Regions from separate parts of the Homo sapiens genome. Here region 1 is linked to region 2. Evidence: chromatin loops called from intact Hi-C (ENCODE). Cell type or tissue: MCF 10A. All regions are shown on one strand. Links, peaks and the distances in the headings refer to the core of each region. The heading gives the core; the rest is flanking DNA.

The links. A loop is a pair of places that touch in the nucleus more often than their neighbours do. Peaks named below come from ENCODE experiments on the same cell type or tissue, not always from the same donor. Only the 100,000 strongest peaks of a DNase experiment are listed, where the experiment ranks them.
Region 1: it touches region 2 in a loop (9-fold over the local background); 2 of 110 quality-filtered maps call a loop at or near these places.

What each region holds. Positions count from the first base shown.
Region 1 is chr19:9,813,865-9,824,915 of GRCh38, reverse strand. FBXL12 (F-box and leucine rich repeat protein 12) reads left to right here and starts at 5,837. Exons shown (of 3, transcript NM_017703.3): 1 at 5,837-6,188; 2 at 6,299-6,371. The coding sequence starts at 6,103. LOC124900430 (small nucleolar RNA SNORA70) reads right to left here and starts at 4,962; the gene lies at 4,822-4,962. It also overlaps the pseudogene RPL10P15. RefSeq lists silencers at 5,276-5,425, 5,646-5,735, 6,186-6,345. In MCF 10A, for the core only: no CTCF peak of the experiment used is centred there; a DNase peak (open chromatin) is centred at 5,585.
Region 2 is chr19:9,592,307-9,603,357 of GRCh38, reverse strand. It overlaps LOC105376914 (a long non-coding RNA gene), which reads left to right and starts at 7,019. Exons shown (of 2, transcript XR_936311.3): 1 at 7,019-7,114. In MCF 10A, for the core only: no CTCF peak of the experiment used is centred there; a DNase peak (open chromatin) is centred at 6,177.

The DNA of each region.
Region 1 (11,051 bases), core at 1,152-9,151, 220 kb before region 2:
CTGCCTGACCAACATGGAGAAACCCCATCTCTTTAATTTTGTAAAAATACAAAATTAGCCTGGCATGGTGGCGCATGCCTGTAATCCCAGCCACTTGGGAGGCTGAGGCAGGAGAATCGCATGAACCAGGGAGGCGGAGGTTGCGGTGAGTCGAGATGGTGCCATTGCACTCCAGCCTGGGCAACAAGAGAGAAACTCCCAGGATTACAGGCATGCACCACCATGCCTAGCTAATTTTGTATTTTTGGTAGAGACGGGGTTTCTCCATGTTGGTCAGGCTGGTCTTGATCTCCCGACCTCAGGTGATCCGCCTGCCTCGGCCTCCCAAAGTGCTGGGATTACAAGTGTAAGCAACCACACCCAACCTCTCTTCTGTTTTTCTGTGCTAAGGTCTCATAATGTTTATCCCGTGTACTTTGCTTAAAAATTCCAGAAACTGGCCTTGAAAATCTAAATATAGGCCAGGTGTGGTGGCTCACACCTGTAATCCTGGCACTTTGGGAGGCCAAGGCAGGCGGATTGTGTGAGTTCAGGAGTTGGAGACCAGCCTGGGCAACACGCTGAAACCCCGTCTCTACTAAAATACAAAAAATTAGCCGGGCGTGGTGGCCTGCGCCTGTAGTCTCAGCTACTTGGGAGGCTGAGGCAGGAGAATTCTTCTCTTGAACCCAGGGGGGCAGAGGCTGCAGTGAGCCGAGGTCACGCCACTACACTCCAGCCTGGGAGACATAGTGAGACTCCGTCTCCAAAAGAAACCAAACAAAAAAAAGAAAATCTAAATATAAAACCAAGGTTGTGGAACGTCCCATCCCAGGGAAAGAATCCACAATCCTGTTTTGGTCAAGCTGACACCTGCCAGACCAGCAGGTGGCCCATTACTCAAAATAGTAATGGAAACCAGACATGCTGACTTGTGCATCTGAACTCCATGTCCTGACCCCCTAGCTGCAGCTGTGCCTCGGTAGAACACCCCTTTTCGTTCCTGTCTTGATGATTGTTGGAGCACTCTGTAAGTTTCCCTAATAAATGCTTTGGACTGATTGCTCTGGTAATTGGTGTTTTCTTGAAATCCCCACTGGCCCCATCTTGGGATGATTTAGGGCATTCCTTTGTGGGAATTCCCCTGCCTCTGCTTTTGGGGAGACTCTAGCCGGGATGAAACAGATTGGAAGGTCAAAAGTGAGCTGAGGGGGCTGAGGTGCCTAAGGAAGTTTAGAAGCAGCACATCTTTGCATTCTCTTAGAAATCCTGGGTCACAGCCAGGCACGGTGGCTCACACCTATAATCCCAACACTTTGGGAGGCCAAGGTGGGTGGATCACTTGAGGTCAGGAGTTCGAGACCAGCCTGGCCAATTGGGGAAACCCCATCTCTACTAAAAATACAAAAATGTGGCAGGCGTCTGTAATCCTAGCTACGCAGGAGGCTGAGGCAGGAGAATCGCTTGAACCCAGGAGGCAGAGGTCACAGTGAGCTGAGATATGCCACTGCACTCCAGCCTGGGCAACAGAGTGAGACTGTTTGAAAACAAAGAAATGCAGGGTCACACAAGCATTGACTGTAGTTACCACTTCATGGTAGGATTACTGAGAGTCTCATTCTCCCTTCTTTTTTTTTTTTAATTTTTTAATTTTTTAATTTTTTTTTGAGACAGTGTCTTGCTCTGTCACCCAGGCTGGAGTGCAGTGGCACAATTATAGCTCACTGCAGCCTCCAATTCCTGGACTCAAGGGGACTCACCTCCTGGGACTTCAGGCGTGCACCACCACGCCTGGCTGATTTTTTTAATTTTTGGAGAGACAGTCTCACTATGTTGCCCTGGCTGGTCTCAAACTCCTGGCCTCAAGTGATCCTCCCAAAGTGCTGGAATTACAGGCATGAGCGACCACACCCGGCCTCATTTTCCCTCTTCGTGGTGTTTTTCCAGATTTCTGACACAGAACATATGTTACTTTTGTAATCACCGGGGGTGGAAAAGGAAATGTTTGCTTTTTCAAAATGTTCTAATTTCTCAGTGCTTGATTCAAAGATCTGCCAAGCACAGGGTCTTGGTGCTGAGCTGTGGGGCGAGGAGTTGGGAAAGGGATGGGAAGTGCTGCTGAGAGAAGAGGAAAATGGGGCCGGGTGCCATTACATCACACCTGTAATCCCAACACTGGGAGACCAAGGTGGTAGATCACCTGAAGTCAGGAGTTCAAGACCAGCCTGGGCAACATGGCAAAACCCTGTCTCTACTAAAAATACAAAAATTAACCAGGTGTGGTGGCACATACCTGTAGTTTCAGCTACCTGGGAGGCTGAGGCAGGAGAATCACTTGAACTCAGGAGGCAAAGGTTGCAGTGAGCCGAGATCACACCACTACACTCCAGCCTGGGGGACAGAGTCGGACTCTCTCAAAAAAAAAAAAAAGGCTGGGCACAGTGGCTCACACCTGTAATCCCACCACTTTGGGAGGCCGAGGTGGGCGGATCAGCTATCACCTGAGGTCAGGAGTTCGAAACCAGTCTGACCAACATGGTGAAACCCCATCTCTACTAAAAATACAAAATTAGCTGGGCATGGTGGCGCATGCCTTAAATCCCAGCAACTCGGGAGGCTGAGGCAGGAGAATGGCTTGAACCCGGGAGGTGGAGGTTGCAGTGAGCCGAGATCGTGCCACTGCACTCCAGCCTGGGCAACAAGAGCGAAACTCTGTCTCAAAATAATAAAGAAAAGAAAGTAAATTTTAAAAAATAAAGTGGATCCTGGTACAAGGTTTACGAGGTATGTAAGAATGCCTCCATTATTTTAACTGAACTCTTAAGTTCTGAGAAAACCCAGGCAGGGTCTTAAGGACTTTGTTTTACCTTCTAGCCCTTGCTCGAAGGCCCCAGTTTTTCCAGGTCTTTAATATTTAACTTACGTATTCATCAGAGCTACCACAAGGTGTTGGTGAAGGCTCACTGCTGTGGTTGCACATGGAGACCTAGCCTGCTGTAGGAAGATCTGCTGTTCTCACAGCCGCTTTTCCTTGGGGGAGGTGGATACTTCCCAGGAGGTAGAGTTTTGGGTCAAGACCCAAGGAGCAAGCTGGGGAGGCTTCTTCTCCCCCCTTGCTTCTTGGGTTCCTGGCCCAGAGGAAGGAGCTTGTATGTGGGTTTCTTTTGCTCTCACCTGACTACTTCCCTCTCTCCAGCCCTGTATGCTGGTGGTGCAGGAACCCCCTGTAACTGAGTAGGGATGGCAGGGAAGGGACACCTGGGTTCTGCCAAACTTAGAGGCACTCCCCTTCCCCTGCCAGAGTTCACAAGAAGGGAAATAATCTTAGGGGTGGAGGGAGGGGCATAGGAGTTTCCTCCCCCCATTACCTGAGCACCTCAGCAGGGCCGGGGTGCACAAGTCCCACCTGCCACCCCAGAATTCAGTCTGATATAGGAGGGCAACAAGCCAAGAAGACACACGTAATGCAGCCATAAAAAAAATGCAATCAGCTGGGCGTGGTGGCTCACGCCTGTAATCCTAGTACTTTGGGAGGCTGAGGCAGGAAGAACTTGAGCCCAGGAGTTCAAGACCAGCCTGAGCAACATGGCAAAACCCCGGCTCTAGAAAAAAATACAAAAATTAGCCGGGCGCAGTGGCTCACACCTGTAATCCCAGCATTCTGGGAAGCTGAGGCAGGTGGATCACCTGAGGTCAGAAGTTTGAGACCAGCCTGGCCAATATAGTGAAACCTGATCTCTACTAAAAACATAAAAATTAGCCGGACATGGTGGCGGGCGCCTGTAGTCCCAGCTACTCGGGAGGCTGAGGCAGGAGAATCACTTGAACCTGGGAGGCGGAGGTTGCAGTGAGCCGAGATTGTGCCACTGCACTCCAGCCTGGGTGATGCAGCAAGACTTCATCTCAAAAAACAAAACAAAAATTAGCCGGGCGTGTTGGCATGTGCCTACAGTCCCAGCTACTCGGGAGACTGAGGTGGAAGGATCGGATCACTTGAGCCCCAGAGGTTAAGGCTGCAGTGAGCTATAATTTCGCCACTGCACTCCAGACTGGGTGACAGAGAGAGACCCTGTCCCAAATTTAAAAAAAAAAAAAGATAATGAAATCATGTCCTTTGCAGTAACATGATTTTTTTTTTTTTTTGAGATGGAGTCTCGCACCCGTCGCACAGGCTGGAGTGCAGTGGCGCGATCTGGGCTCACTGCAACCTCCACAATCTCTTTCATATTCTTTTTTTTTTTTTTTGAGACGGAGTTTCGCTCTGTCACTCAGGCTGGAGTGTGGTGGCGCGATCTCAGGTCACTGCAATCTCCGCCTCCTGGCTTCAGGAGGCGTGCGTGTGTGTGTGTGTGTGTATATATATATATATATATATATACACACACACACACACACACACACACACACATTTTTTTTTTTGGACAGGAAGTAGAATTTATTGGTGAGTATTAATAGGGGGGGCAGCACATTGGAAGCCCTCATGAGTGCAGGGCCAGCCACTTGTCCAGAGGGCCACGATTGGGGATGTACTTGACCCCACAGCCATCTGGGATGAGCCGCTTCTCAGCCACCATGTCTTCAAATTCATCAGCATTGAACTTGGTGAAGCCCCACTTCTTTGAGATGTAGATCTTCTGGCGGCCAGGAAACTTGAACTTGGCCCTGCGCAAGGCCTCAATCGCATGCTCCTTGTTCTGCAGCTTGGTGCGGATGGACATGATAACTTGGCCAATGTCAACCCTGGCCACAGTGCCCTGGGGCTTTCCAAAGGCACCTCACATGCCTGTTTGGAGCCTACATTGTGGTAGTGCAAGGTTAGAAACATGAACATCCATCGGAAAGGCCTGTCTCCAAGGTCCCTTAGAGCAACCCATACAACCAACAGGCTGCGTACACTACCAAGGAAGCTGCTGTGTGCAGCCATTGCACACACACATTTTTATAGTTTCTTGGTGGACTTGCCAATTCAGAAAATATCTGTAGTATCAATGAAAGTGAAAAATTCAACAGGTCCTTTGGCCACGATATTCCAGTAATACAAATTTATCCTTGTGCATAGACATCAAGAAGCATCATTAAGTAAAAAAATAGAGTTCTCTGACTCTCTACCAAGCCATTCGCTCGGGGCCAGACCCACAGGCCTCGCCCCGCCTCAACCACGCCTTCATGGCGTAGTCTTCTCCCTGTCTCCGTCCCCCGCTCCCCACCTTCCGAGCGTCTCCATCGCTCCCCAGCCACGCCCTTGGCGCCTGGTCCTGCTGCAGCCTGGTTTCCGTCCAGACCACGACCTCTCGGCTAGGTCCTCGTCGTCAACCCCGCCCCCAAGGTCTCGCCCCGCCCCAGCCCCGCCTTCCAGCGGTTGTCCGAGCCTCTACCCGCCCTAGCCACGCCTCCAAGGCGTGGTTCTCGTCTGCAGCCCCACCTAGGCCTCGCCCCGCTCCAGCCGCGCCTTCCGGGCTTGATCCTCGCCCCACCCCAGCCACGCCTTCTGGACTTGGTCCTCGTCTCTAGCCCCGCCCCCTAGCCGCGCCCCAGCCCCGCCTTCTGGACTTGGTTCCGTTCTCTGGCTCCGCCCCTGAGCCTCGCCCAACTCCAGCGACGCCTTCCGGGCTTGGGCCTCGCCTCTAGCCCCGTCCCCGGGTCTCGCCCCTCCCCAGCCACGCCTTCCGGACTTGGTCCCCGTCTCTAGCCCCGCCTCCGATCCTCGCCCCACCCCAGCCACGCCTTCCGGACTTGGTCCTGGTCTCTAGCCCCGCCTCCGATCCTCACCCCACCCCGGCCACGCCTTCCGGACTTGGTCCTCGTCTCTAGCCCCGCCTCCGAGCTTCGCCTCACTCCAGCCCCGCCTTCTGGACTTGGTCTTAGTTCCCAGTCGCGGCCAAATCACGCCTCAGCCACCTCCCGCAAGCCTCTCACTGCCTCAGCCACGCTTTCCAGGCTGGTTTCTGGTCCCCATCCGCGGCTGGTCCGGCCCTGGGACCGAATCACTTCCCAGCGAGAGGAAGGTCAAATTTCTCGACCGGCTACGGGAAGGTCGCGGCCGCCGCCCTGTCAGCCGCCTCGGCGCCCCCAGGACCCCTCGGGTCTCTTTAACCGGAAGCGGAAGTGCGTGTCGGCGGGATCATGGCGACTTTGGTCGAACTGCCGGACTCGGTCCTGCTCGAGATCTTCTCTTACCTCCCGGTACGGGACCGGATCCGCATCTCCAGGTGCGGCCCCGCCTCCGGGGGGAAGGGCAGGGCGGAGGGCGCAGCTGGCACCTGGAGATGCGATGTGGCCCGGGGCTGGGGTCGTTCTAACCGCGCGTCCCCTCCCCCAGGGTCTGTCACCGCTGGAAGAGGCTGGTGGACGACCGGTGGCTGTGGCGACATGTCGACCTGACGCTCTACACGGTACGCGCAGCTGGCCGGGCGGGCCTGGGCCGCGGTCGCGGTGCCCGGACCCCGAAGACCACCTCTCCCACCCTGGGACTGTGTGTCGGGGCCCGGGCTGGGGATTTAGAGCCAGGCGATCCGGGGCCTATCTCGGCATCATCGCTTACCAGCTCCTCTTCGACCTCAGGGCCTCAATTTCCTCATCCCTGCAATGGGGATAAAGGACAGTACCTGCCTCACGGGGCTATTATGGGACTTCACTGAGATCACGCAGGGAAAGGGCTTAGAACAGTCTGGCACATATTTATCATTCGATAAATGCTAATTTATGACTATGTTATCAAGTTTTTGTTTTGTTTTTGAGACAGAGTCTCGCTCTGCTGCTCAGGCTGGAGTGCAGTGGTGCGATTGCAGCCTCGACCTCCCAAGCTCAAGCGATCCTCTCGCATCAGCCTCCTGAGTAGCTGGAACCACGGGCGCTCGCCACTACACCTGCTAATTTTTTATTTTTTGTAGAGACGGAGTCTCACTATGCTGCCCAGGCTGGTCTCGAACTCCTGGGCTCAAGTGATTCTCCCGACTTAGCCTCCCAAAGTGTTCAGATTACAGGCATGAGCCACAGCAACTGGCTCAAAACATTTATAGATATATTTGTTGCCCTTTTTGAAACTGTCTTCATAGATAATTGCTATTATAAAGTGAATTTGCACCCTTCCTTTTACGTTACTTCATATGTGTGTGTCCAAAAACAATTATAGTGTTAGTAATGTATTTCTGAACTTCGGGTAATGCTGTTCTACTATTTAGATAGTGTTCTACTTTTAAACAATTTTACTGTATATATCCATCTGTAACTCCCTTTAATACAGTTGCTTTTGAAGTTCTTTTTTTAAGGACAGAGTCTTGCTATGTTGCCCAGGATGGTCTCGAACTCCTGGACTGAAGCTGTCCCCCAACCTCAGTCTCCCAAAGTGCTGGGATTACAGGTGTGAGCCACAGTGTCTGGCCTGATAATATGAAACTTTTTCTCAGTTGTTGAAACTTAGTTGTTGGTTTTGCGAGGAAAAGTTGATTCGTCCATTGGTTTTGTGTGCATTTAAAATTTTACCAACTTTAACTGCTACCCTTGTGAGTTACCATTCGGTGGCCACTATTTCTAGTCAATTTCTGCTGACCCACACGGGTCTAAATTTGGCAAGGAAGATTTGATTCCTCTGTCAAAAGTAGCCCATAACATTTATGCTCTGCAGTTTATCTTTTTCTAATTTATTTTTTTGAGATGGATCTCACTCTGTCACCCAGGCAGTGGCAAAATCATAACATACTGCAACCTCCATCTCCTGGGCTCAAGCCATCTTCCTGCCTCAGCCGCCTGAGAAGATTCATTAAAACATGTTTCTTTCTCTCTTGGTTCATGATATGGTTTGGCTGTGTCCCCACCCAAATCTCAACTTGAATTCTATCTCCCAGAATTCCCACGTGTTGTGGGAGGGACCCGGGGAAAGTAATTGAATCATGGGGCCAGTCTTTCCCATGCTATTCTTGTGATAGTGAATAAGTCTCACAAGATCTGATGGGTTTATCAGGGGTTTCCTTTTTTGCTTCTTTCTCATTTTCTTTTGCCATCAACATGTTAAGAAGCGCCTTTCACCTCCCGCCATGATTTTGAGGCCTCCCCAGCCATGTGGAACTTAAGTTCAATTAAACCTCTTTTTCTTCCCAGTCTCAGGTATGTCTTTAGCAGCAGTGTGAAAACAGACTAATACTGTAAATTGGTAGCGGTAAGTGGGGCGTTGCTGAAAAGATACCCAAAAATGTAGAAGCATCTTTGGAACTGGGTAACAGTCAGAGGTTGGAACAGTATGGGGGGCTCAAAAGAAGACAGGAAAATGTGGGAAAGTTTGGAACTTCCTAGAGACTTGTTGAGTGACTTTGCCCAAAATGCTGATAGTGGTATGATCAATAAGGTCCAGGCTGAGGTGGTCTCAGATGGAGATGAGAAACTTGTTGGGAACTGGAGTAAAGGTGACTCTTGTTATGTTTTAGCAGAGAGACTGATGGCATTTTGCCCCTGCCCTAGAGATTTGTGGAACTTTGAACTTGAGAAAGATGTTTTAGGGTATCTAGTGGAAGAAATTTCTAAGTGGCAAAGCATTCAAGAGGTGACTTGGGTACTGTTAAAGGTATTCAGTTTTATAGGGGAAGCAGAGCAGAAAAGTTTGGAAAATTTGTAGCCTGACTATGTGATAGAAAAGAAAAACCCATTTTCTAGGGAGAAATTCAAGCCAGATGCAGAAATTTGCATAAGTAGCAAGGAACCTAATTAGGACCATGGGGAAAATGTCTCCAGGCCATGTCAGAGACCTTCACGGCAGCCCCTCCCATCTCAGGCCTGGAAGCCCAGGAGGAAAAAGTGGTTTCCTGGGGGCCCAGGGTCCCTGTGCTATGTTCACCCTGGGACTTGGTGTCCTGTGCCCTAGCTGCTCCAGCTGTAGCTGAAAGGGGCCAACGTATAACTCGGGCTGTGGCTTCAGAGGGTGGAAGCCCCAAGTCTTGGCAGCTTCCACATGGTCTTGAGCCTGCTGGTGCACAGAAGCCAAGAACTGAGGTTCAGGGCCAGGCACAGTGGCTCACGCCTATAATCCCAGCACTTTGGGAGGCCAAGGCAGGCGGATCACTTGAGGTCAGGAGTTCAAGACCAGCCTGGCCAACATGGTGAAACCCCATCTCTACTAAAAATACAACAAATGCGTGGTGGCGCATGCTTGTAATCCCAGCTACTCGGGAGGCTGAGGCAGGAGAATCGCTTGAACCCGGGAGGCAAAGGTTGCAGTGACTCAAGATCGTGCCATTGCATTCCAGCCTGGGTGACAAGAGCGAAACTCCATCTCAAAAAAAAAAAAAAAGAATTGAAGTTTAGGAACCTCTGCCTAGATTTCAGAAGATGTGTGGAAATGCCTGGATGTCCAGGCAAAAGTTTGCTACAGGGGTGGGGCCCTCATGGAGAACCTCTGCTAGGGCAGTGTGGAAGGGAAATGTGGGGTCAGAGCCCCCACACAGAGTCCCTATTGGGTCACTGCCTAGTGGAGCTGTGAGAAGAGGGCCACTGTTCTCCAGACTCCAGAATGGTAGATCCACCCACAGCTTGCACCATGCACCTGGAAAAGCTTCAGACACTCAACACCAGCCTGTGAAAGCAGCTGGGAGGGAGGCTGTACCCTGTAAAGCCACAAGGGGCGGAGCTGGCCAAGACCATGGGAACCCACCTCTTGCATCAGTGTGACCTGGTTGTGAGACCTGGAATCAAAGGAGATAATTTTGGAGCTTTAAAATTTGACTGCCCCACTGGATTTCAGACTTGCATGGGCCCTGTAACCCCTTTGTTTTGGCCAATTTCTCCCATTTGGAATGGCTGCATTTACCCAATACCTGTACTCACATTGTATCTAGGAAGTAACTAGCTAGCTTTTGATTTTATAGGCTCATAGGTGGAAGGGACTTGCCTTGTCTCAGATGAGACTTTGGACTGTGGACTTTTGGGTTAATGCTGAAATGAGTTAAGACTTTGGAAGACTGTTGGGAAGCCATGATTGGTTGTGAAATGTGAAGACATGAGACTTGGAGGGGCCGGGGTGGAATGATATAGTTTGGCTGTGTCCCCACCCAAATCTCAACTTGAATTGTATTTCCCAGAATTCCCATGTGTTGTGAGAGGGACCCAGGGGAAATAATTGAATCTTGGGGGCTGGTCTTTCCCATGCTATTCTCGTGATAGTGAATAAATCTCAAGAGATCTGATGGGTTTATCAGGGGTTTCCATTTTTGCTTTGTTCTCGTTTTCTTAATTTTTTTTTTTTTTTTTTTTTTGAGATGGAGTCTTGCTCTGTTGCCAGGCTGGAGTGCAGTGGTATGATCTCAGCTCACTGCAACCTCTGCCTCCTGGGTTCAAGTGATTCCCCTGCCTCAGCCTCCTGAGAAGCTGGGACTACAGGCACGTGCCACCACACTGAGCTAATTTTTTGTATTTTTTAAATTAATTTATTTATTTTTCTTTGAGTCGGAGTCTTGTTCTGCCACCAGGCTGGAGTGCAGTGGTGCGATCTCAGTTCACTGGAACCTCTGCCTCCCGTGTTCAAGCGATTCTCCTACCTCAGCCTCCTTAGTAGCTGGGACTACAGGCATGCACCACCACACTCGGCTAATTTTTTTTTGTATTTTAGTAGAAACGGGGTTTTGTCATGTTGGCCAGGATGGTCTCAATCTCCTGACCTCGTGATCCGCCCGCATCGGCCTTCCAAAGTGCTGGGATTATGGGCATGAGCCACTGCGCCCGGGCTTCTTTCTCATTTTCTCTTGCTGCCGCCATGTAAGAAGTGCCTTTCACCTCCTGCCATGATTTTGAGGCCTCCCCAGCCATGTGGAACTGTAAGTCCAATTAAACCTCTTTTTCTTCCCAGTCTCAGGTATGTTTTTATCAGCAGCATGAAAATAGACTAATACAGTTTGTATTACATGGGTATATATATGCATGTATAAAAGGCAAATGTAAGCATGCTTTCTGAAGGATTGATGATAAGCTATTTTCTTCAGTGAATGGAAGAGTTTGATGTAGAAACACCTTTTTGGCCGGGTGCAGTGGCTCATGCCTGTAATCCCAGCACTTTGGGAGGCCGAGGTGGACAGATCACTTGAGGTCGG
Region 2 (11,051 bases), core at 1,670-9,669:
TTTTTTTGCTTGTTTGTTTTGTTTGTTTGTTTGTTTTTAGATGGAGTCTTGCTCTGTCGCCAGGCTGGAGTACAGTGGCGCGATCTCGGCTCACTGCAACTTCTGCATCCTGGGTTCAAACAATTCTCCTGCCTCAGCCTCCCGAGTAGCTGGGACTACAGTCACGCGACACTACACCCAGCTAATTTTTGTATTTTTAGTAGAGATGGGGTTTCACCACGTTGGCCAGGATAGTCTCAATCTCTTGACCTCATGATCAGCCCGCCTTGGCCTCCCAAAGTGCTGGGATTACAGGCGTGAGCCACTGTGCCCGGCCTACTTAGTACATTTGTAGCAATATTCATTACTGATATGATTCTGCAGTTTTTAATGATTGTACTATTTTTATCAGTGATAGAAACAAGATATACATATATCTTGTACTGGCATCATAAAAAGCTTTAGCAAAATTTGCTTCATTTTTAATACTCTGAAAGGATTTATGGAGAATTAGGACCAACTGGACCTTGAAAATTTCATGTAATGTAAAAATGTCTGGGCTGGGAATGGTGGCTCATGCTTGTAATCTGAGCACTTTGGGAGGCTGAGAAGAGAGGATCATTCTAGCTCAAGAGTTTGAGAATAGCCTGGGCAATGGAGTGAGATACCATCTCTACCAAAAAAAAAAAACAAAAAAACTCTTGAGTTTAGGTGCTGTATTCCTTCCATTGCAACTACTAAGTACACTGAGCCAGGGGTATTACTTGAGGCCAGGCATTCAAGGCAATAGTGTACAACTATTACATATCAATTTTTTTTTAGTTGATCTCACTCTGTCATCCAGGCTGGAGTGCAGTGGCATGATCTTGGCTCACTGGACCCTTCACCTCCCCAGTTCAAATGATTCTCCTGCCTCAGCCTCCTGAGTAGCTGGGATTACAGGCATGTGCCACCTCGCCCAGCTAATTTATTTTATTTTATTGTATTTATTTATTTAACTTTTTTTTTTTTTTGAGGCAGAATCTCACTCTATCGCCCATGCTGGAGTGCAATCATGCGATCTGGGCTCACTGCAACCTCCTTCTCCTGGATTCAAGTGATTCTCCTGCCTCAGCCTCCTGAGTAGCTCAGATTACAGGTGTGCACCACCAAGTCCAGCTAATATTTGTATTTTTAGTTGACACAGGGTTTCACCATGTTGGTCAGGCTGGTCTTGAACTCCTGACCTTGTGATCCCCCCACCTCGGCCTCCCAAACTGCTGGGAGTATTACAGGTGTGAACCACTGCACCTGGCCTTTGCCCAGCTAATTTTTGTATTTTTAGTTGAGTTGGGGTGTTGCCATGTTGACTAGGCTGGTCTCAAACTCCTTACTTCAGGTGATCTGCCTGCCTTGGCCTCCCAAAATGCTAGGATTACAGGCATGAGCTACTGAGCCCAGCTTTACATATCAATTCTAAAAAGAGTTATACTTCTAAGACTTTGGTTTTTTTTTTTCTTCCTTTTTTCTGGGGGACAGGGTCTCACCCTGTCACCCAGGCTGGAGTGCCGTGACACAATTGTGGCTCACTACAACCTTGACCTCGTGAGCTCGGGTGATACTCCCACCTCAGACTCCCCAGTAGTTGGGACTGCAGGCATGCACGACCACACCTGGGTAATTTTTGGTACTTTTTGTAGAGACAGAGTTTCAGCCTGTTGCCTAAGCAACATAGCAAGACCCTGTCTCCACAAAAATTTTTTAAAACCTGGCCAGGCATGTTGGTGCACACCTGTAGTCCCAGCTACTTGAGATGCTGAGGCAGAAGGATTGCTTGAGCCCAGGAGTTCAAGGCTATAATGAGCTATGATTGAATTACTGACTCCAGGCTGGGCAACAGAGCAAGACCCTGCATCAAAAAAAAAAAAAAAAAATGTGTTACTTGTCAATTTTATGTGCTTTTTATCACAGTAAAAAGAAATACAATAAAACAGAAGTTACTGCCCGGGCACAGTGGCTCATGCCTGTAATCCCAGCACTTTGGGAGTCCAAGGTGGGTGGATCACTTGGGGCCAGGAATTCGAGACCAGCCTGGCCAATATGGCAAAAACCCTGTCACTAGTAAAAGTACAAAAGTTAGCTGGGTGTGGTGGCATGTGCCTATAATCCCAGCTACTCGGCCGACTGAGGCATAAGAATTACTTGAACCTGGGAGGTGGAGGCTGCAGTGATCTGAGATTGTGCCACTGCACTCCAGCCTGGCCAATAGAGCAAGACTCTGTCTCAAAAAAATAAAATAAAATAAAAAATAAAAAAATTTTAAAAAACCCCAGAAGTTACTTGGGTCAGTTCTTGTTTATTTTTTTCTTTCCGTTTTGGTCTGTCTTGAGCCCCTACCTATATTAAGGATCCAATAGCAGAGTGACTAGCAATGCTGCCCTAACAAGAAATGAAGGGGAGCCAGATGTGGGTGTTTACAGGGAGCCTTTCTTTCAAGTGATACATTTTATTTTATTTATTTATTTGTTTATTTTTATTTTATTTATTTTTTTGAGTTGGAGTCTTGTTCTGTCTCCCATGTTGGAGTGCAGTGGCACGATCTCGGCTCACTGCAACCTCCTTCTCCGGGGTTCAAGCGATTCTCCTGCCTCGGCCTTCTGAGTAGCTGGGATTACAAGCACATGCCACAACGTCCGGCTAATTTTTGTATATTTAGTACAGATGAGATTTCACCATGTTGGTCAGGCTTGTCTCGATCTCCTGACCTTGTTGATCCACCCGCCTTAGCCTCCCAAAGTGCTGGGATTACAGGCGTGAGCCACCGCGCCCAGCAGCCTATTTTTTTTTTAATTTAATTTAATTTTTTTTTTTTTTTTTGAGACAGAGTGTCGCTCTGTTGCCCAGGCTGGAGTGCAGTGGCGCAATATCAGCTTACTGCAACCTCCGCCTCTCCGGTTTAAGCAATTCTGCCTCAGCCTCCCAAGTAGGTGGGACTATAGGCACATCCGCCACGCCTGGCTAATTTTTTTTTTTTTTGTATTTTAGTAGAGACGGGGTTTCACCATGTTGCTGAGGCTGGTCTTGAACTCCTGAGTTCAGGCAATCCGCCTGCCTCAGCCTCCCAAAGTGCTAGGATTACAGGCGTGAGCCACTGCACTCAGCATTATTTCCATTCTATTCTATTCTATTCTGTTCTATTCTATTCTATTCTTTTTTTTTTTTTTTTTTTTTTTTGAGATGGAGTCTCCCTCTATCGCCCAGGCTGGAGTGCAGTGGCGCAATTTCGGCTCACTGCAACCTCTGTCTCCCAGGTTCAAGCAATTCTCCAGCCTCAGCCTCCCAAGTAGCTGGGGTTATTTTTGTATTTTTAGTAGAGATGGGGTTTCACCATACTGGTCAGGCTGGTCTCGAACTCCTGACCTCAGGTGATCCACCCGCTTTGGCCTTCCAAAGTGCTGGGACTACAGGCGTGAGCCACCATGCCCGGCCCATTCCATTCCATTCCATTCCATTCCATTCCATTCCATTCATTCCATTCCATTCCATTGCATTCTTGAGATGGAGTCTTGCTGTGTTGCCCAGGCTGGAGTGCAATGACTTGATCTTGGCTGACTGCAACCTCTGCCTCCTGGATTCAAGCGATTCTCCTGCCTCAGCCTCCTGAGTAGCTGGGACTACAGGCATGAACCACGACACCCGGCTAATATTGTATTTTTATTAGAGATGGGGTTTCATCATGTTGGTCAGGCTGGTCTCAAACTCCTGACCTCAGGCGATCTGCCCGCCTCAGCCTCCCAAAGTGCTGGGATTTCAGGAGTGAGCCACCACGACTGGCCTAAGGGATACATTTTTTAAAGTTAATTAATTATTTATTGATTGATGAATGACAGAGTCTGCCTTTGTCATCCAGGCTGGATGGAGTGCAGTAGCGTGATCTCAGCTCACTGCAACCTGCCACTCCAGAGCTCAAGCGATTCTCCTGCTTCAGCCTCCCAAGTAGCTTGGATTACATGCCTCCACTACCATGCTGGGCTAATTTTTGTATTTTTAGTAGAGACGGGGTGTCGCCATGTTGGCTATGCTGGTCTGGAACTCCTTAGCTAAGTGATCTGCCTGCTTCAGCCTCCCAAAGTGCTGGGATTACAGTGTGAGTTGTCACGCAAAACCTGGTTGACAGGGGGTCCCTCACCTGGGAAACTTGTTTATACTGATAGATGACCTAGGCCGCTCTTTTTTTTTTTTTTTTTTTTTTTTTTAAGATGGAGTCTCCCTGTGTCTCCCAAGCTGGAGCGCAGTGGCCCGATCTTGGCTTACTTCAACCTCCGCCTCCTGGGTTCAAGCAGTTCTCCTGCCTCAGCCTCCCCGAGTAGCTGGGACTACAGGCATATGCCACCACACCCAGCTAATATTTTTGGTATTTTTAGTAGAGACGAGGTTTCACCATGTTGGCCAGGCTGGTCTCAAACTCTTGACCTCAGGTGATCCGCTCACCTTGGCCTCCCAAAGTGCTGGGATTACAGGCGTGAGTCACCGTGCCCAGCGACATAGCTGCTCTTGTCTGACCTGTGTTCAGTTTATGCCTGCCTGATCATCACTCTGACACTGGAAACCTGACCTTGTGTCCCCACCAGCTCCCTGGGGAAATCTCAACCAGGGGCGGCCCCTGGTTCTTCAGATGGTATGTGCAAATTCAAAACACCACCCCAATAGGACATAATTTCAAAGATTTATTGCTTACACGTCCTGGGAAGGGAGGGCAAAATGAGTTTTGAGGACAGTCTTCCATCCATGGGTCACGCAAGGCAGGGATGAGAGGCAGAGAAGGAGGGAGGTTGTGGCAGCTAGCTGTATACATAAGGGAATAGGGTGTGAGTCACTTTAAATTTAGGAGCAAATACATGGATAGTCAGTTTAAAGGAAGTAGGAGGAAAACACTATCTTGGGCAGGAAAGATGTCTCTAGATTCTTTCTAGATTTTTTTTTTTTTGAGACACAGTTTTGCTCTGTCACCCAGGCTAGAGTGCAGTGGTGTGATCTCGGCTCACTGCGAGCTCTGCCTCCCGGGTTCACTCCATTCTGCCTTGGCCTCCTGGGTAGCTGGGAGTACAGGTGCCCACAACCACGCCCGGCTAATTTTTTTGTGTGTGTTTTTAGTAGAGACGGCGATTCACTGTGTTAGCCAGGATGGTCTCAATCTCCTGACCTCGTGATCCACCCGCCTCGGCCTCCCAAAGTGCTGGGATTACAGGCGTGAGCCACCGCGCCTGGCCAATTCTTTCTGCATTCTTATCTCTAGCCACAGGCTTGAGCTGATTGGGTGTGGTGTTTATTTATTTACTTATTTTTTTGAGATGGAGTCTCTGCACCCAGGCTGGAGTGCAGTGTAGCGATCTTGGCTCACTGCAACCTCTGCCTCTTGGGTTCAAGCAATTCTCCTGTCTCAGCCTCCTGAGTATCTGGGACTACAGGCACGCACCAGCATGCCCAGCTAATTTTTGTATTTTTTAGTAGAGATGGGGTTTCACCATATTGGCCAGGCTGGTGTCGAACTCCTGACCTCGTAATCCACCCACCTCAGCCTCCCAAAGTGCTGGGATTAAAGGCCTGAGCCACTGTGCCTGGCCTCTTTGTTAATTTTTTAAAATATTAAATATGTAAAGGAATAAAGGGCCAAGCACAGTGGCTCATGTCTGTAATCCCAACAATGTAGGAGGCCAAGGCTGAGCATGGTGGCTCATGCCTGTAATCTGAGCACTTTGGGTGGCCTTGGCAGGTGGATCACAAGGTCAGGAGATCAAGAGCATCCTGGCCAACATGGTGAAACCCCGTCTCTACTAAAAATACGAAAATTCACTGGGCGTGGTGGCTGGCACCTGTAGTCCCAGCTACTTGGGGGGCTGAGGCATGAGAATCACTTGAACCCAGGAGGCAGAGGTTGCAGTGAGCTGAGATCAGTCCACTGCACTCCAGCCTGGCAACAGAGTGAGAGTCTGTCTCAAAAAAAAAAAAAAGAAATGTGGGAGGCCAAGGATAGAGAATCACTTTAGAGTTGTTGAGTGTGAATTCGAAGTTTCCCTTCAAAGAATTAATATGTCAGTATGCTCAATTCTTTGCCTTCTACTTTTAAACTTCCTCGTAAAGCAACCTTTTCCACCCTGACACATTCTACTCCTTGACTCATTACCTACTCCACCCTGACTCATTCTGCTCATTCAGATTACCTTCTCCACCCTGACTCATTCATTCCAATTCATTTCATAACCATTTTTCCTGCCAAACCACTCACCCCGTCCATCTCTTTAAATTAATCAGTTGGAATTAGTTTAGCCTGTGTGGTCTAACTCTACCCAATAGGGGAATGACACAGCAGTAGGGACCAGGTGCATCAGTAATAAGAACGCCTTTCCCTCCTTTGTGAAGGTGTGTGCCCACCATTGCTCCATCTGTGAGAGCACACCCTTCTATAGAAGTACCTTGCCTTGCTGAGAATTAAAAATAAAATTTTATATTTGAATGCGATTTCTTTTTCTTTTTTTTTTTTTTTTTGAGATGGAGTCTCACTCTGTTGTCCAGGCTGGGGTTCAGTGGTGTGATCTCTGCTCACTGCAAGCTCCACCTCCCAGGTTCACACCATTCTCCTGCCTCAGCCTCCTGAGTAGCTGAGACTACAGGTGCCCGCCACCACGCCCGGCTCATTTTTTGTATTTTTTAGTAGAGATGGGGTTTCACTGTGTTAGCCAGGATGGTCTCGATCTCCTGCCCTTGTGATCCACCCACCTAGGCCTCCCAAAGTGCTGGAATTACAGACATGAGCCACTGCATCTGGCCTCGAGTGCTATTTCTTTTGCAGCACTGAAACTTATTATATAACAATTTGGGGGCTCATCCAGGATTACATTCCCCTCTGGGGGTGGTCTCTGGTTCTCTCTCTTGAGGAGGCATGCACCCCACCCTTTGTGGTGGCCTCATAGGGGAGAAATCAGAACCCACCCATTGTGAGGAATAACCCTAGCTCTAAGCAATGCAGGAAAAAAACAACTGGCCAGCAACCTAGCTTAAAGGATCCTCACATACTGCAGTGATGACTCTGTGCACCTACCAAGGAAGGAGATGCCACAGGAGCCAGTAAAGTATTTCCTTGGTGGTCAGGAACAAGGTAAGAAAGCCACGGGGGTTGGGGGTGGGTGCAGTGAAGTACTCCTTGGTCAGGGTGGCTAAGTGGTTAAAAAGAGGTGAGACATCCCCATTGTTGGGGGGGATTGAACCTCACACAAACCTCCAATAGTAGAAAAGGCAAGAAATTTCCAGAGGGGAAATTGAGCCTTACCCCAAAAGGCAAAAAGTTTCCAGTGAAAATTAAGCCTCACCCTGAAAGGTGAGAAATTTCCAGTAAGGGAAACTGAACCTTGAACCTTACCCCAAAACCATCAAGATGGGAAATACCCCAAGCAAGACAGGGAGCAAGGGGGATAAAGATGGTAACAAAGATATTCCCCCAGATAGCCCCCTAGGTCTCATGCTGAAACACTGGAAGGATAATGAAAGGACTAAACATAGGAAAAAGCAACAAATAATAAAATATTGCTGTTTTATTTGGACTCAGGGACCCATCCTTAATTCCTCAATCTTCTGGCCAAAGTTTGAATCAACTGAGGATGTAATGTGTCAGCTTCCAATCTGATATGTTAATAATAAAAGTCCAGTGTCTCAAGAAGAACTACGCTATGCCCTTTGTTGGAGGCAAGGACCAGCCCTCCTTTTTCCCTTAAAAACAAATAGGGAAGAACCCAATCTGGCACCTCAAAATGAAAAGTCAGAGGAGCCAGATCTCATGCCTAAAGACTCCAGTGCATGGGATCCCCTAAACTATCTTCCTCCATTCAGTATCCCCAATCTTTCCCCTCAGACAGCCACTTCCACCTCAGATCCCATTCTAAACTCCCCCTCTACTCGTGTTATCCCTCCTCCTTATAACCCTGACTCTTGGGAATTACCATCCCACCAGCCTGTCCTCCCCCCAACCTAAATACCCCTCTCTAAAAGGACTCCAGCGTGAGGTAGAACAATGTAAAAAAGATACTCAGAATTTTCCGCTTCCCTCCATACCTAAGAGGTCAGCCCTGACCTTATTCCCTTTGAAAGAGGTACCACAAGGAGTGGGGGCCAATGGCTTTGTAATTGGCTTTGTAAATGCTCCCTTAACCAGTTCAGAAGTCCGGAATTTTAAAAAGGAGCTTAAACCACTACTAGATGACCTTTACAGAGTGGCAGACCAAATTGACCAATTCTTAGGACCTCAGTTACACTTGGGTCGAGTTAATGTCCATCTTGGCCGTCCTCTTTTCAGGGGAAAAAAGGAGTATGATTCCTAGGGCTGCTATGGTACTTAGGGAACGTGAGCACCCTCCCGGTAAAAACGTTCCTACCGCGGAACAGAAATTCCCCACCCAAGACCCCCGGTGGGACAATAACAACGCAGATCACCGGGAAAATATGCAGGACCTAAGGGAGATGATAATAAAAGGAAATCAGGAATCAGTACCCTGAACCCGCAATCTTTCTAAAGCGCTTGATATACAACAGGAAAAGGATGAAGGGACTGTGAGATTCCTAGACAGACTGAGGGAGCAAATGAGGCAATATGCAGGCCTTACTTTGGATGATCTCCTTGGGCAAGGAATGTTGAAACTCCAATTTGTCAGTAAAAGTTGCCTAGACATTTCAAAAAAGTTATAAAAAATAGACAATTGGGAAGACCGTCCTCTAAGTGAGCTTCTCAGGGAAGCTTAGAAAGTACATGTGAAACGGGATGAAGAAAAACAGAAACAAAAAACAAAACTTATGTTTTCCACCTTCCAACAGATGGCTCCAAACCCAGGTACTTCTAGACAGAGCTTCCAGGGACCTAGAAAGTATAAAGGGTCTGAACCCTGTTTTAAAGGCCCCCAGCCTCCATCTGGAGGACAAAGGTCCTCATCTACCAGGCCCCCTAAAGAGTATGGGGGGACAGGGTTAAAGAATCCCAGAACTAAGAGGGAGGAAGGACAAGATATGTGCTATAGATGTGGAAGAACAGGCCACTTCAAGAGAGAATGTCCTGAACTAAGGAGAAAGAAGCCCTTCCACTCATGACTTTCAAGGAATAGGGGGGTCAGGGGCCCTGTCTCTTTTATCTTGAGTCCCACCAGGAGCCCTTGATCAATTTGGATGTGGGACCTAAACATGAGCTTATCGCCTTTTTAGTCGATTCAGGGGCTGCTCGCTCCTGTTTGTTTCCCCCCATCTAATGTTGGCTCCTCCTCAGAGGAACTTTTAGTTTCCAGGGTAAAAGGGGAAGGATTTAGAGCAAAAATTTTACAAAGCACAGAAGTTAGACACCAGGATCGCTCAGCTTATATTCAGTTCTTGTTAATCCCTGAAGCAGGAACTAATTTCCTGGGGAGGGATTTAATGTTAAAGTTGGGCATAGGTCTACAAGTCAGCCCAAGAGAATTCTTCACCCCATTAAACCTACTCACCACTGCGGATGAAAAATATATTAATCCTAATGTCTGGTCCAAAGAAGGAGACTAAGGGAAACTCCAAGTCCCTCCAATCCACATCAGCTAAAAACCCCAGGAGAAGTAGTAAGAAGGAAACAATACCCTATTCCCCTAGAAGGCAGGATAAGGTTGAAACCTATAATCAAAGGCCTTATTAAGGACGGGCTTCTCCAGCCCTGTATGTCTCCTTAAAACACCCCAATACTGCCAGTCAAGAAATCAGATGGGTCATATCGGCTAGTACAGGACTGTAGAGCTATCAACCAAATAGTCCAGACTACCCACCCCGTTGTCCCCAATCCTTACACTATTCTTAACAAGATTTCATGTAATCATCAATGGTTTACTGTAATAGATTTGAAGAATGCTTTTTGGGCATGTCCCCTGGCTGAAGATAGCTGAGATCCCCAATCAGGGTGGAAACAACAATATCGATGGACAGTCTTGCCCCAAGGGTTCACAGACTCCCCTAATCTTTTTGGCCAAAGTTTAGAACAAGTACTAGAAAAAGTTGTCATCCCAGAACAAATATACCTTCTTCAGTACGTGGACAACATTCTTATATCTGGTGAAGATATAGAGAAGGTAACTGACTTCTCTACACATATTCTTAATCACCTGTAGTTTGAGGGGCTACGAGTCTCAACAAGAAAGCTTCAGTATGTAGATCCCGAAGTTAAGTATTTAGGCCACTTAATAAGTGCAGACAAGTGAAGAATAGGGCCTGAACGAATTGAGGGAATTGTGTCCCTACCCTTGCCTCAAACTAAACAAGAACTCAGGAAATGTTTAGGATTAGTTAGATACTGCCGCTTTTGGATTGACTCATATGCACTGCACAGTAAACTGTTATATCAAAAACTTGCTCAGGAGAAACCTAACTGTCTCCTGTGGACTTCTGAGGAAGTTGATCAAGTTGAGAAGCTGAAGGAAAGGCTCATAACTGCCCCTGTTTTAGCCTAACCCTCCCTGGAAAAGCCATTCCACCTTTTTGTTAATGTGGACAGTGGGATAACTTTAGGAGTGCTGACTCAAGAGCATGGAGGCTGCCGACAGCCTGTAGCCTTCCTACCAAAAGCCTCAGACCCAGTCACTTGTGGATGGCCTCAATGCATCCAGTCCATCGCAGCTACAGCAATAGTAGTCAAGGAAAGCAGAAAGTTAACCTTTGGAGGAAAATTGACAGTAAGCACGCCTCACCAAGTTAGAACTATCTTAAACCATAGAGCAGGGAGATGGCTTACTGACTCAAGAATCTTAAAGTATGAGGCCATTCTGTTAGAAAAAGATGATTTATGGCCGGGTATGGTGGCTTATGCCTGTAATCCCAGCACTTTGGGAGGCCGAGGCTGGTGGATCACAAGGTCAATAGATCAAGACCATCCTGGCCAACATGGTGAAACCCCATCTCTACTAAAAATACAAAAATTAGCTGGGCGTGGTGGCACACGCCTGTAGTCCCAGCTACTTGGCAGGCTGAAGCAGGAGGATCGCTTGAACCTGGGAGTTGGATGTTGCAGTGAGTTGAGATGGCACCACTGCACTCCAGCC